Regions from separate parts of the Homo sapiens genome. Here region 2 is linked to region 1. The links are chromatin contacts, found by Hi-C or POLR2A ChIA-PET in ENCODE. All regions are on one chromosome and are shown on one strand. Each heading gives the region's core, a stretch centred on a gene start or an enhancer-like site at or near the end of the contact. The rest is flanking DNA. Distances are from core to core; before and after follow the strand shown.

Region 1 (4,791 bases), core at 880-3,379:
ACCTGGGTTTTCTTTTTTTGTGTTTTATGATCTCAAGCTATTGGGAGTAGACCAATTCGTGTGGCTCAATATGAGAGTTAAAGTTACGTCAGAAGGTAATGAAAGCTGATTTTGCCCTTTTATTAACTATAGTATTTTAATCCTGGTATGTAAAATTATTACTCATTTGTGCCTAATGCAGATAATGGGAAGCAGCTCACTGTGGTAAAGTAGGGGCATTAAGCACAGGTGCAACTGTAAACATGTATCCACATACACACGTATACACACACTCATGTATGCCAGCAATGACCTTTGGACACTACATTGTATATGTATGTGGGAATAAAACTGATGGACGTCCAGCATTATCTCTAAATTGTACACATGCAGTGACTGTCTTTGCATAATGTTCCCCCAGCTTATGCTTGGTGGCCTATCTGCATTGTTTTTCATCTCATCTCAAAGTAACCTAGCTCAGCTTGTCTTCAGCTCATGCACAGCTTCCACAGCCACAGCTCAGTTCATCTTTAGCTAATCCAAATCGTTTAAAATTGGATGAAAGGAAGAAAATTAACACTTGAGGGCAGAGATTGGGCCTTAATTACTTAAACCTAGTTCAGTATTTGACATATGGTTCTACTCTGTTGAATGAATTAACGAGTGAACACTTGTTGACCGTGATGGGTTTTGTGTACTGTGTGGTATACACACAAGAACACAACTACTGGAGTCATACACAACTTGGTTTGAAACATACTCTACGACAAAACTGTTGTGTGGTGTTAAGCAAATTAATGTCTCTGAATTCCAGTTTTCTTATTTCTAAAATAGTGGTGATTCTAATGCCTAGTTCACAATGTGTTTTGAGAATTACATAGTCTGGAAAAGTTGAAAGTGTTGTCCATTGTTAAATGGAGATGATGTTCTTTAGTCATTCAACAAATGTTTGCTAAGTATCTCCTATGTTGTAGTCAACAGAAACTGATATGGCTGATTAAAAAAAAAAAATAGCACTCTAAGGAACATTACTGATTGGTCCAAACACATGAGCGAACTCTGCTTTAGCAGCCTGTCTCTAAACTGCTCTCAGCTGCTTAGACAAACCTGCGCAGAATGACCAGGAATTGACAGCCACCATATAAAACACATGTGGCATAGTTTAACGCATTTTAGTAGGAAGTTGTGAAGCTGGTCATTTGGCTGTTCTTGGTTAACTCCTGGCAAAGCATCAGATGAATACTTTCCTTGTTCTTTTAAACCAAGTAATGTATTGTTTTCCCTTGTTAATTTTAAAACAATGCATCTATTTTCAGTTAGGCAGAATATATTTGTTGGAGCCAAGGAAAGTGAATGCCTGAATGGAGGTCGAGGGAGGATATGAGAAATGCTGGGGCATTTCCTTCTCATTTTTACGCCACTGGAGAAGTCATCTCAGTGATGCACTTAGTTTTTGCTATTGTAGAAAATCAGGGTAGTGCTTACTTAATATTTAGCAAAGCAATAGTTTCCTTCATTTTAATAGCATGTATCAAAACCTAAAAACTTGTTGCTTCTCAGGAATTGTAGTCTTATTCTTTATTATATTGTTTTGCCCTAAATTACTTACACCTGCTATGCAATTATGTTTTTAAATAGTATGTTGTTAACCTACTCATGATTTTCATTAGTACAAGCATGTATATCCAAACATGAATATCAGCAAGAAATGCACTTTAAAAAATGACTTTTTGTGTCATTTCATGTTATATTATGATACTTTTCCTTTCAGGAGAGAAAAAAATAAGCTCTTCATTAATAGCTGCAGTTACTCATTTTGGCTTTTCCCGTATAAATGTATACTTTTACCACCTTTATTTTCCTGATTTTATGTTTCTTAAAGTGAATTTGTTAAGAAGATACCTTTAAGTTGTTGCTACCACTTTGTAAGATGCATATGCAGTTGTTGTTTTTTTTTTTTTTACTATCTTGTGTTATTTGTTAAAACTGAAATGTAACTGAAAGGACTGGCATATATCAAGAAATGTGATATCCCCGCTGAGATGAGCAGTAGTATTGGATTGGCTGGTAGGTTATCTGCTTCTGTCAATGTGCACACTTCCTTTGTGGTAAAAAGTATAACGGTTTTGAACTAAAAAGAAGACTGTACTGAGTGTTGTCGATATTGGCCTCCCTGTGAGGTGGTGAAACGTCCTTAAAAACAGTGCTTCTGTGGTAAGAGTTCAGTTAATTAGGTGATTGTGTGTGCATTCTCTAAGGCACTAGCCTAGTCTTTCTTCTCTTGACCGTCTTCTAGCCATTTTACTATCTACTGGGCAGCTGGTGGATGGCAACAGGATGAGATCATGTAGCTGTTTGATTGTATTAATGGAACACTGCAGTCAAAGTACCTCACTAAAGTTGGGGATTAAAATACTTTTAGATTCACCTTTCAGTTGACCTTGATCCTTGGCATAAAATAATCAATACCATATGCTTTGTGGGTGGCGTGTATCAGTGTTGTGCAGTTTTTGCCAGCCATGGAGGAGAATGGTGGCCCAGAGGAAGGGGTGCCTTTTTCTCTCTACAGCACTCTCTTTTTGCCAGACTCTATAAACAGAAAGTGGAGAGGTGGGTACATTATTCTCATATGCACAGAAGTGCCACATATTCCAGTGATGACAGCTTTGGGTCTTCCTAACTGAATGTGAGGTTGAGAACATTGATTTTGTGTTCTAGAGTATTGCTTCTCGAACTTGAATATGTATACAAATCATGTGAGGCTCTCATTAAAATGCATATTTGTATTTCAGTAGATCCAGGGTGGGCCTGAGATTCTGCTTTCCTCACAAGCTGATGCTGAAGCAGCCCAAAGTAAAGGCCTCTTGGAAGTAACTGACTCTCTGCCACCAGAGGCAATATGAAATCACCAGTAGGCTACCTTTTGGAGAGAAGATCCCAGAAAATACTTCAATAGGATTTTGGCCATGAGACATTCAGCAAATTATTTAAACTCTCCATGCTATGCCTTGTCGGAAATGTGAGGAGATAATAGTATTCACTTTGTATGGTTAGTGTGAGCATTAATGACAATATATAGATGCAAAACTTTTGGGACAATAACATCAACATAGTCAGTGTCTACTAAATGGTTGTTGAATTCTTCCCAGAAAGTGCTAGGTCAGGAGAAATGTATATCTGTTTGGGGAAAGTGCACAGTATTTGAGAAGAAATTGCTTATTGTTTAAAGACATACAAGAGGCTATGATCCAAGAATGAGACTTGGGTTCCATGATCCGGTGCAACAGTGGTTTCTTGGGAGCAGTGGCTGGCCTCTGGTAGGATTTAAGGCATCAGAATGTCAATGAAAGTGGGGGCCCTTCTGAAGGGGTTCATGGATTTCTGTCACTGCTGAGATAAAGGAGTCTTAACTTTTTTCCCTTGACTGCAGGGTGTTTGTAAGGTAAGGAAGGAGGCAGATAGTCGAATAACGAAAGAGGCAAAGGGACAGAAGAAAAAGGGAGAGAAATAACTTTAGCCAACCACTTCTGGGCCTTTTTCATTTAATATGCTCCAAAATGTGAGGTAAGTAGTAGTGTTCTAATTCTACAGATGAAAAATGTTTAAAATACCTGCCCCAAATAACTCAATTTTTAAGTTTATGGGGCTGGATTAAGCCCAACCCAGAATTAGGCTTAATTCCCTAAAGGCAGCTCGTATACTTGACTCCATAAACACCTTTGGCACCTAGGACACATGTATTTAATTTTCTTGTGCAAAAGAGTAAATGCAGTTACCTGTGGCCACTCCAGCTGTCTTTCCACCACTTCAGCCAGCTAAAGTTACTGCCGTGTCCCCAGGACCTAGCAAAGGGCCTGACCCACAGTTAGGCTCAGTAAATACTATGGAATGAATGAGTCAGTATTTAATCAGAGAGCCGATTACATGATACCACTATTATTATGGATCTTTTAAACTTTTAACTCTGATACCACCTATTTGATTTCTCCTTCTTGACTGTACACTCCTTTTACTTGTTCTTTATGTTTTTTGTTAATCCACACACTTCACATCGACTTAAATAATTTTTAAAATGCCACCAAGTATTTTTCATTTCTCTTCGAGCCAGAGGAAGTGTAAGACATGTACTTTGCTTATGGGGACTTGCAGTCTCATTGGAGAGGCAAGATACTTAACAAAATTATTTAGTTCTTTAATGTGCAGTCAAGGCAGAGTTTCTATAGGAAAGCTCATATATTCTTTCTTTCTTTCCTTATTTCCCTTTCTTTGCCTCCTTTCCTGCTGTTCTGGGTTGGTGCATGTAGTGATGCATCTGGCAGTGCTGGGTGTTTGTCCATTTTCTGACCATTTCCCATGGCGATATCTTTGTTAGGAGCCAGGGAAGGCATCTTAATTACCACTGCAGTCTTGGGATAATGAAATGCACAACTCTATGAAAAACTTGGTCACAAATCAAGAAAGTGATTGGAAAGCTTATGCAGCAGAAAAATAACTTGCCCATGAATTATGAAACACCTCTGGTATGTGAACATAGCTGTACACTTGAAATTAAGAAGCTTGTTTCTATAAATACTAGATCCTTTTTTCTTTTTCTCAAATAGAAAAACATTTTATAAATATAAAGATAAATATGTTCATTGTAAAAATTCAGATAACATAGAAAAGCAAAAGAAGAAGGAAAAAATCACTTGTAATCTCACTGTGTGAGAAAGCCACTGGATTTTATGGTATATTCACATACTGAGATTTAACTTTGCACATACAAATGTAGGTTCACTGTCCCACATCTAAAACTTCTTGGGACAGTTTTCT
Region 2 (4,232 bases), core at 661-3,160, 62 kb after region 1:
ATAAAAAAAAACTCTTATTATTTCTATTTTTTAGATAGTTTTAGGATGCTTGAGAGTCATGTTTTAATTCCCCCATCCCTGCAGTGAGATGTTATGTTGCTTTCTGGAAAACCTTTGGGAGTCATCAGTTATCCTCTTCCACGGTTAAATAATCGACGTCCTTTGCTGTCGGCTGGAGCAGGGGGTGCTGTCCTGTGACTCATGTGTTCTCATTCACAGCATGTTGAGCAATGCACTTGGTGCTAGTGCCTAATAAAGCATGCTGAGGATGTTGTCACTGAGCTCGAATTTTCCTCAGTGGGGCTAGATTTCTGTCACCACACATTTTTCTTCTTGCTACACTCTGAGACACTTCTCAATGAAACATTTGTCCTTTTTTCCTTTATTATGTCTAGAACGGTGTCTTCTCTAACTTAGTATTGCATTTTGCTGTCGGGTATTTATCTCTGATTCTGAATTGTATTTTTAGTGTTGCTTGTGTTCTTTCCTTTTCCTTTTTCCCCAACAAAGAACTTCTTGGAAGGTCTTCCATCCCTGTCTCCCTCCAGACTGCCTTAGGGAAGCCAGAAGCCATGCACAGTGAGACTTATGATGCGGACGTTGGCTCTGATGAGAGGCCAATACCACAGCCCTCAGAAGGGCAAAGGCTCAGCTCCCTGGATAGACCACTCCTTATTCCCACCACACTAATTAATTGTCATCTCAGAAGGCAATGAGACCAATTGTTCTGGCATTGCCCTGGCCAAGCCAACTCTGGAAGAGGCAGTGAGCTGCCAGCTTTTCTGCTGTTGGCCAGGAATCTGTATCCCAGCAGTCTGTCAGGGAAAACAGGCCAATTTGGGGTTTGAATTGCTGCCTCAGAGATGCCAGCAATGGGGTTGCTTGTTAAGAGAGTTGCACCCTAAGACTCTAGTGAAATAGCTTGAAGATCTGTGAGAGTGGTTTGAATTCCGACATGTGAAAGTATGTGCTTTGCTTGTGAAGTGGAAATTGCCCTATTCAAGTGGGCTTATGAGTCCCCTTTGTCACTTAGCTTGTCACTGAACTTAAAATCTTTGTTCTTTACTTTCAACTTTACTGAGGGGGAAGAATTTGGTGTTAATAGATGTGAAAGCTCTGTAGAAGATGTTACTGGACACATCAGAGAAAGAACTGTGATTTTTAGACTCTTGGCAGTGGCTTCACAGTGGCCCCAAGGAGACAGGGGTAGGTGGGACTGTTCTCATTGATCGTGATAGAGACAGTGAAGCAGAAAACCACTTATGTGATTTGTCTGAGGTCCTACCTAGCTGGCTGAAATCCAGAGCATCCAACACGACTACATCACCTAACATCTAAAATGACATTGCCTTGAAGGGAGAGAAACTGAAATGGACAGATACTTAAGTGCAGGTCTGCTGCTACCATAGAGTGCCTTTGTGCAAATGGAAAAGGCATCTCTAGGCCCCATGGGCAGGCAGATTACACAAAGGTGCTTCTTAGTGACTAACCAAGGCACACAGCTTGGTGAGCAGAATGCTGACTGGTTCCAGGCCCCAGGTTGATCTCCACCACATGTCCCTTTGCACAAGGCCCAAAATGCACAACCACATAGGGAGGCCCTGCATAGACGTTTGCCTTGACAGTGGACTAGTTCATAGATATTTGTAGCCAGTTGACCAAATCCTTATTTTACCTCCCCACTTTTCATTCCCAAGGTAAAAAATAAAGTTCATCTATTAAAAAACTAATTGTATGTGCCCCACCTTAACAGTATTCTTAAGGAGCTCTATTTTTTTAACCACTTTTCTCTCCCTGTAAATTATACTACCCACCCTTCCTTTTTGATATCTGCTGTAGCAAATTGTAAGGCAGCACTCTGCCCACAGGACGTGGTCTTTAAAGGAGTCATTTCCTCTTCCATCTCCTCCAGGCCATTCCCATCGTGTTTTTCGTGGCACTGGCAACAGGAAGGCACACTGAATAGCAGTGCTGAAAAGGCACTTTGTTGTTTATGTTATTACTGTGGGTTTGTCTCTGCCTAATAATTAGCGTTTCCGGCTTTCTGAATTTATTTGCCAAAATATTTGCAGGACTTTCGTGAACAAATAAGGGATGTGTTTCTTGACATAACTGACCACTGCCTTGCAAGGCTGAGCGAGAGATGTTTCTAGACATAATAGACCACTGCCTTGCAAGGCTGAGCAAACTTCTGGCTGTCGGAGTTTTTTTAGATGGATTTGCTCAGGGAAAGATTATCCTAGTAAGGCAAACACCTTCTAAATCACTAATCTGGCATTGATGCTATCTCAGCGACCACAGTTCAGGAAGTTCGAAGTATTCCAGTGTTCCTTTCAGGACAGGGTAGGTCATTACTGAGGGGTGGCGAGTTCTTGGGTCCCAGGGGCAAAAGTCTAGTCCTGTCTGAGTTCCCTCCCAGTGAAGTTCGTGAGCCTCAGCTTCCTCATCTGTAATGTGAGATAATCATATTTGTCTTGTCTGGCTCATAGAATTGTAGTTGAGGGTTAAATGAAAGAAAATATATGTAGAAGTGCTTTGCTAACTCTAAAACATTACAAAAATGTTATTTATATTAGACTCTAAGGATACTGTTCTCTGAGGGAGGATTAACCAAGGAGAGAGCCTTGTTCACTATATTTAGGTTAAAAGGGACGTGCTTCACTCTCTGCTGCATTTTCTCCTCACATAAAGGAGAAAATAAGATGATAAACAGTTCGGCCATCTCCCTGGCCCCTTCCCGACCTACCTTACCCATCTAACTGGTTCCTTCTCTGTGTTGTTCTTTTGAAGAGGTCTTCTTGGCCTACCAGGATTGCCCACGTTTCTTTGGACCCATTGCACACCCATAAGGACCACCCCCTTCATTCTTTTTTCCTATCATAATCAGCCTCTCCTAACCAGCTTGTTTTTCTAGCTGGGCAACAATAACTCAAATCCCTGCAAGTGTGCAGGTGAATGGAGCAGGCAGGGTGAGGAATTGATGGCATTGAAGCAGGCGGAAAGCGCTTGCCCCTCCCAAGGGGCAGCCACAGCTTGGCTGCAGCCAGCTGTTACCTTGTGGAATTGAGGGCCCTGACTTGCCACACATCTCCTGATTTTTCAAGAGAAGGCAGAAATCAGGATTTTTAAGGGAAATTTCCTCATTTTTAATGTTGGAAGCTATTTCAATGTTTTTTAAATTATATTACGCAAATCAACAGACCGTGGCCAAACAGCACGTTTGTGAACTGTGTTTTGCCCACAGACGGCTGGTTTGTGACCATCTTCAGGTCTTTGAGCACAAGTGTGCCTCGTTTCCTCAAGGATAATACACATGAATGCAGTGCTCAGCTAGAGCATCGCCTCCTGGCCTACCTCTGACTCTCTCTAGTTTCACTTGGTCACATTTCTCTTTGATCTGCTGTGACATGACTCCCACTTTAAGCAACAACTCTTTCTTTAGTTGACGGTGACATTTTTTTAGGACCCTCTTATCTATACTAGTCTTGGCCTTTCTGCCCTCAGGGTCCCTATGCTAGACCCTCCAAGATACCACCCTTTCTTCAAGCCGAGTGATGATTGCCCATGTCAGTCACTTTCCATCTGTTGCAGATTGTTTATACTGTGTAAAGTTTTACAGTAAGTGTCTTTGCTGCTTTCAGTGTTTCTGGATGAGGTGGTCGTCTTTCTGATTATAAAGAGATGGTTGTGAGATGCTGAGGAAGGATAGATACAAGCCTTATAGTGAACTTGGAATTGTGTTCTTTATGTGCTTATGGAATTGTGTTCTTTAAAGTAACTTTGGGGGTTCATATGAGAATATAACCCTGCTCAGAAGAAATTACTTTTAAAATAATATCCACAAAGGAACTGGTTAGATTTTCTCATGTGTTCTGCAGATATTTACCAATGTAACCTACATTTTTTCTTGATGCCAGATAGATTGTAAGGAATTTGCATTATTCCATCTCAAGTGTATAATGAAATAATACACTGAAGCAATTCACCACCAAGAGTTTTGTTTAAAAAAGGAAGTTCCAGCTCCAACTTAGGTTCAACAATTGCTTCTGACACTTGCCAGTGGCTCATTGTAAGAAACAAACAATAAACATTACCAGTGGAGAGAGAAATGTAATACCATTTTAGATTTTCTGACAAGAAGTAGTGCCAAGGACCCCTGCAAAAATGGTTTGTTTTTAAAATCTCCAGTTCTTTGAGTTATATTTCCAACGAGTTACAGTATTGAAATGCTT

What was found. A loop is a pair of places that touch in the nucleus more often than their neighbours do. ChIA-PET counts read pairs that join two places held with the same protein, here RNA polymerase II (POLR2A). Pooled maps may share reads with other maps.
Region 2: a map of endothelial cell of umbilical vein shows a loop between it and region 1 (2.8-fold over the local background). The contact joins two enhancer-like sites. A Hi-C loop is called at or near these places in 9 of 168 maps with a recorded cell type or tissue (CD4-positive, alpha-beta memory T cell, Caco-2, astrocyte of the cerebellum and 6 more) and 7 of 50 pooled maps. POLR2A ChIA-PET finds 5 or more read pairs at or near these places in 6 of 52 experiments (K562, PC-3, PC-9 and 3 more).

What each region holds. Positions count from the first base shown.
Region 1 is chr9:77,906,834-77,911,624 of GRCh38, reverse strand. All of the region lies in intron 2 of GNAQ (G protein subunit alpha q), which reads left to right. It overlaps LOC107987081 (a long non-coding RNA gene), which reads left to right. Exons shown (of 2, transcript XR_001746758.3): 2 at 1-4,791. Among named protein-coding and RNA genes, the nearest start is that of GNAQ, 120 kb to the left of the region's middle. Within about 2 kb of position 2,129, at least 3 of the 41 ENCODE cell types and tissues checked have a DNase peak (open chromatin) inside an H3K27ac peak, as active enhancers do; they include endothelial cell of umbilical vein, where a contact is called at or near this core.
Region 2 is chr9:77,845,097-77,849,328 of GRCh38, reverse strand. All of the region lies in intron 2 of GNAQ (G protein subunit alpha q), which reads left to right. Among named protein-coding and RNA genes, the nearest start is that of GNAQ, 180 kb to the left of the region's middle. Within about 2 kb of position 1,910, at least 6 of the 41 ENCODE cell types and tissues checked have a DNase peak (open chromatin) inside an H3K27ac peak, as active enhancers do; they include endothelial cell of umbilical vein, where a contact is called at or near this core.